2 separate regions of the Homo sapiens genome follow, and region 2 is linked to region 1. Evidence: read pairs that join two places in POLR2A ChIA-PET (ENCODE). Cell type or tissue: Panc1. All regions are shown on one strand. Each heading gives the region's core, and the rest is flanking DNA. Links, peaks and the distances in the headings are about the cores only.

The links. Peaks named below come from ENCODE experiments on the same cell type or tissue, not always from the same donor. Only the 100,000 strongest peaks of a DNase experiment are listed, where the experiment ranks them.
Region 2: POLR2A ChIA-PET joins it to region 1 with 11 read pairs; 2 of 35 experiments call an interaction of 5 or more read pairs at or near these places.

The regions. Positions count from the first base shown.
Region 1 is chr7:130,771,373-130,774,297 of GRCh38, forward strand. The region is part of intron 3 of LOC105375508 (a long non-coding RNA gene); the gene reads left to right. Among named protein-coding and RNA genes, the nearest start is that of KLF14, 39 kb to the left of the region's middle. In Panc1, for the core only: no CTCF peak of the experiment used is centred there; no DNase peak of the experiment used is centred there.
Region 2 is chr7:130,903,051-130,905,975 of GRCh38, forward strand. All of the region lies in intron 6 of LINC-PINT (long intergenic non-protein coding RNA, p53 induced transcript), which reads right to left. Among named protein-coding and RNA genes, the nearest start is that of LINC00513, 9.0 kb to the right of the region's middle. RefSeq lists an enhancer at 342-1,541. In Panc1, for the core only: no CTCF peak of the experiment used is centred there; DNase peaks (open chromatin) are centred at 721, 1,181, 1,960 and 2,679; H3K4me3 peaks cover 1,408 bases; H3K27ac peaks cover 2,500 bases.

The DNA.
Region 1 (2,925 bases), core at 130-2,629:
AAAGATGTAAGGTCTGTATCTAGATTCTTTCTTTCTTTCATTTTTTTTTTCCTGCATGTGGATGCCCACTTGCTTCAGCACCATTCGGTGAAAACACCATTCTTTTTCCATTGAATTGCCTTAACTCATTTGTCAGACATCAGTTGACTATATTTGTATGGGTCTATCTCTGAGCTCTCCATCTGTTCTACTGATCTATTTGTCTATTCTTTGCTTTTGTTTTGTTTTTTGAGACTGGGTCTCTGTTGCCCAGTGGTGTGATCCCAGCTCACTGCAAACTTGACCTCCCCAGACTGAGGTGGTTTCCCCACCTCAGCCTCCTGAGTAGCTGGGACCACAGGCATGTGCCACCAAACCTGGCTAATTTTTGTATTTTTTGTAGATATGAGGGATGGGGTCTCACCATGTTGCCAGACTGGTCTTGAACTCCTGGGCTCAAGTGATCCACCCACCTTGGCCTTCCAAAATGCAGGGATTATGGGCATGAGCCACCACACCTGTCCTATTTGTCTTTTCCTTCACTAATACCCCATTATCTTGATTACTGTAAGCTTTATAGTAGGTCGTGGGGTCAGGTTGTGTCAGTCCTTTGATTTTGTTCTTCTTTAGTATTTTCTGAGTATTTTGGATCTTTTGCCTTTCATATAAACTTTAGAATCAGTTTATCAATGTACACAAAATAACTGGCTTGGATTTTGATCAAGATTGCATTGAATCTATATATTAAGTTGAGAAGAACTGGCATCTTAAAAATATTGTCTTCTTATCCATAAACATAGACTCTCTCTCCATTTATTTAGATCTTCTTTAATTTCTTTCACCACAGTTTTGTAATTTGTCTCACAAAGATCTTGTAAAAATTTTGTTAAATTTATACCTATGTGTTTCATTGCTTTTTGGTACTAATGTAAATGATATTATGTTTTAAATTTTTAACTCTAATAGTTCATATTGACATATGATGATATGTCATATACATAGAATTGAGAGATTTCTATGTACTGCCTCTGTTTGTTACATAATTAAATCCTCATAAAAATTCCATAAGGTAGGTTCTTTTAGTATCCACATGATATGGTTTGCCTGTGTCCCCACCCAAATCTCATCTTGAATTGTAGCTCCCACAATTCCCACATGTCGTGGGAGGAACCTGGTGGGAGTTGATTGAATTATGGGGATGGGTCATTCCTGCGCTGTTCTTGTCATAGTGAATGAGTCTCACGAGATCTGATGGTTTTGAAAAAATGGAAGTTTCCCTGCACAAGCTCTCTCTTTGCTTGCTGCCATCCATGTAAGATGTGACTTGCTCCCCCTTGCCTTGTGCTATGATTGTGAGGCTTCCGCAGCCACATGGAACTGTAAGTCCAATTAAACCTCTTTCTTTTGTAAATTGTGCAGTTTTTTCAGCAGCTTGAAAATGGACTAATACACCACATTTTGGAGATAAGAAAAATTAAGACAAAGTTTAAACGACTTGCTCCATTTCCATAGTGACTAGGTGACAGAGCTAGTATTCAAATCCACATAGCCTATATTTACCTCTGCTGATATAATGTACTTATTCTTTTTTTATTTAGAAAAAGCATTTAAGAGTTTGATTTATTGTTGTTTGGTGTATAACATTCCATATCTATCACATCTGCTGTGAGGATTATACCCTTTATTGGTATAAAAATTTCCTTTTTTAAATTTAATGTATATTGACTCACTTTACATATCAAAATATTTAATTTTGTCTTATTTGTATTTGTCAATATATCTTTGAACATTGTTTAATTTACAACCTTATAAAGAGCACACAGTTGGAGTTTATTTCTTATACTGACTGTGTCTTCTGTTGTTATGCTTAATGCTTTTTTCCCCTTTCCCTCATTTCCTTTGTTATTTCTTTTTATGCATGGACTACATTGTTCTTTACTTTTACCTCCTTCAGGTATTTGAAGGTTTTAGATAGTTTTAAAAATTCTATCTGTGGTACCCTTTAAACTTTTTTTTGTTACAAAAGTAATATATAATCACTGACAATAATTCCAACACTTCAGAAATATATAAACCAAAAAAGTGAAAACCCATCCTTCATTTTTCACCTTCTCCCAGTAAAATACATTTTTTTCCTCAGCAGAGTAACCTATTTAACAGTTTGGTTCAACTATATGGATAGGCTTTATTTTAACAGCTACATAGTCTTCCATAGTAAGACTCTATTTACCCTTTCTCTAAGTGTTGAAACTTCAAGTTGTCTTAATCTATTTGTATATTTTTTAATGATGCAGTATTTTCCTTATAGATCTGTGAATATTTTTCTATCTGGTACATTTCTAAAGTGGCATTGCTGATCCAAGTATATGTGTATTTTTATTTATAAAAGATACTTTCAAATGGCTATAAATTGTACCAACTTGTTTTCCCAATGGTAATGTATGAGAGAGTGCTCATTTCATCACACTCCTACAAACACTAAATGGTATTAGTAGTTGGCCAAGCTGATGAGGAGGGAAGGAATTCCAACATCATTTAAATGCAAATGGTGGCAGATTTATCTGTTCTCTTTAAACATTTTTTTCTAGTACTTTACCTTTTAATTATTTTGCTTACATTATTGTATTGGCTGGACCAATCTAGACTGATGCTGAGAATCTTCTGTCAAGACCTGGGCCTTAAACCTGGCCATGAAGAATTAGAGACCCCTGTTAATTCAGGATCTCACATGGCAGTAAAACATCTCACCCAGCAGCTTACACCACACCTCCCTGTTACATCTTTTATTCTTAGCATATGTAATAACAGATTCTTGTTAGGAGTAGGCACTGAATTTTATCAAGATATTTTTAGGGGCATCTATTAAAGGGATCATATAGTTTTCTTCTTTACTTTTGGGAAGTTGTGATTAATACAACTACCTTGTTTATTATATTAATAGATATT
Region 2 (2,925 bases), core at 188-2,687, 130 kb after region 1:
TCATGGGTTATGCCACATTTGTTTTTCTTGGTAGTTGGGACAGTTGCTTTGTTAATTGCCTTTTTTGAACATACTCTCCTATACCCACAGCACATTTGCTGGAGTCATGGGGGTGGGGTGTGATAATCTGCACTATTCATGAGCTGTGGCCAGGTGATCCAGCACAAAGATGCCCAGCTGTGGGGAATACATTCATTCTTCCCTAACACATTAAAACCACAACCAAGGAAAGCTGGCTGAATAAAACTGAGTGGCCCCAAGGATACAAACACCTCCAACACGAGTCATTTATTTATGAAAAGTGAATAGGATACAAATTAAAAGCTTGGGCGCAGGAGCCAGACTGCTGTGACTTGAATCCTGGCTCCTCCATTTCCAACTTCCCCCAGCCTCAGTTGTCTATCTGTAAAATGGGTCTCATAGTAGGATCTGCCACACAGGATTGTGTATTAAAAGAGATAATCAATATCGAGTATTTGGCACAGTGCCTGGCACATGGGGCTCCCAACACATGGTGTTGGTGGTGTTCCTATTTGTTGTTTTTCTCTTGTAGCAATGCTGAATCCAGTCTGCTCCCACTTACAGTTTACATGATGGAAGAATTAGAGACTTGAACACAGAAATGAATTATCCCTGTTAACCCTAACCCCAGAACATTGAGGCCACAGGAAATACAACCGCAGTGACCTGGACTTCTGCGTTAGTCATGATCAGTACGTATTAGGTCACAGCTAGTCTACGCTTTATCACATGGTGGTGACATTCCAGTTTCATATGAGAGGGCTCTCAGTTAAGTAAGTGCACTAAAAATGCATACTGGAAAACACCCGTGATCTATCTAAAACATTGTTCCAGTGCCCTCGTTTTTTTGTTTTGCTTTGTTTTTTTAAATCCCAGAGAGCAATACCATAAAATATTTCATTAGACCTTTTTATTCAAGATCCATCTTAAAAAGTTGAGGCTGTACCTCAAATATCTTTTATTTTCCTTGCTGACTTGTTACATGACCCCCACTGGCCTGTGAATATATCCAAAGATTTTTCTGTGTTTTAATCTGAACTCACTTTGAAGCTATTTATATGTTTGGCATGGTAACACAATGGAGGTAATAAACACCATGCAGGTCTGACTCAGCTTTGAAAGCAGCTTTCTGAGTGACACCTTCCTCAGGATTCCCTGAGCTAACTTTATGGGATCTGGTAAGTAACTTCATATTCACTCCATAGCACTTACGATCTCCCAATCATTTCCTGCAGATCTAGCCTGGAAGCTAAATTTTAAAACTAGCTGTGAATTTAGAAGATGATTCATAAGCTCTGTGCATACCATGGTTATGACTGGTGGAAGGCAGAGATTCTTACATCAGTCTTCTTTACATTTTAACAGCAAGGAAAATAACAGGTTAGAGGAGTACTTTGTATCTACCCTCCCTTGCTTCCGGCAAATTAATGAAAGCCAAATAAATTGCAACACTTTGATATCTGTGTCTCTGTAACGTTAAAGACAGCCCTGGGCTGCGAGAGATGAACGTGGTAGAGCACCTCCGGGCCAGCTTCCCAGTGGAGCAATGGTATTGGAGAGGTGGACAACGTGGGGAGGCTGAGGGAGCTAGATCTTCGAAGGCAGAGAACAACACGGTGTGTCAGGCAAGCCACAAGCTCTTTTTGCAGCATAAAAGCAAGAGGGGAGAGTGGCAGGGGAAAAACTCAGGTTATTTATTTTTTTTTTTTTTCTGAAAACCACTTGCTGAAATAGAATGCCTCTTCTGAATACTGATGTCATTAGACTATCAATTTAGGTTATATTAAATTTTTTCAGGATAGCTATCCTTAAATTTCAAAGCATTTATTGGCCAGGTTTCTAAAGTGTGATAGCATCATTCACCAGGAAGCAGGGAATTTAGAATCGAGGTGACACCGGACCACAGAGTGAGTCTCTGGTGTAGAGGCAGGAATATGCTCAGTAAGGTAGCTCGTCAGCCGTAAGGCTGCCCAGGAGTGAGGCTTCCTCTGCAGGGTCTCACGGGTGCCTTCTCATGCCTTTTACTGGAGCCATATCTAATGACTTTAAAAGGTTAACCCTGGATCTGTTCTGGTGAACTTCATCCATGTTTGTAACATCCTAGAAAGTATTTATTCTGAGAAGCTGAAAAACAAAAAAAGATCTTCCCAGATTTCTGAAAATGGGGTGGATACTGACCTACATTCAGTGTTCTAGATTAAAATCACAGATTTTGGATAGAGAAAGTATTCTCTGTAATCTAATAAAACCAACTTTTTTTTTTTTTTGAGAAAGAGTCTCGCTCATGGCCCAGTCTAGAGTTGCAGTGGCACGATCTCGGCTCACTGCAACCTCTGCCTGTCGGGTTCAAGCGATTGTCCTGCCTCCTGCCCCAGCCTCCCAAGTAGCGGGGATTACAGGCATGTGCCATGACGCCCAGCTAGTTTTTTGTATTTTTAGTAGAGGGGGGGGGTCTTGCCATGTTGCCCAGGCTGGTCTTGAACTTCTGACCTCAGGCGATCAGGCCATCTTGGCCTCCCAAAGTGTTGGGATTACAGGCGTGAGCCACCACGCCTGGCCAAAACCAACATATTTTATGGATAGGAAATTGAGGCTTAGATGGGGGGGAAGAAAAACATTACACAGATTAAACCACAGCTAATGTCAGGTGGTGACCAAAGCAAGTCTTTTATTGCAGGCTGGGTTTTTCCATGTGGCTGGTTGTATGCTGCACCAAGAGGCAGACACAGTAGGCCAGTTTCCTGTGCAGACCCAGCTGCAATCCCATCTCTAAGCCAGGATGCTATTAGGTCTCAACAACCCATGGGAATTTAGGGTGCTCATGATTTAGGCTGGAAAGAGGTGACTAAGCTCCTTGATCTAAGGTCTATGCAACTGGCCACTCACTGCGGACCAGGGACATTC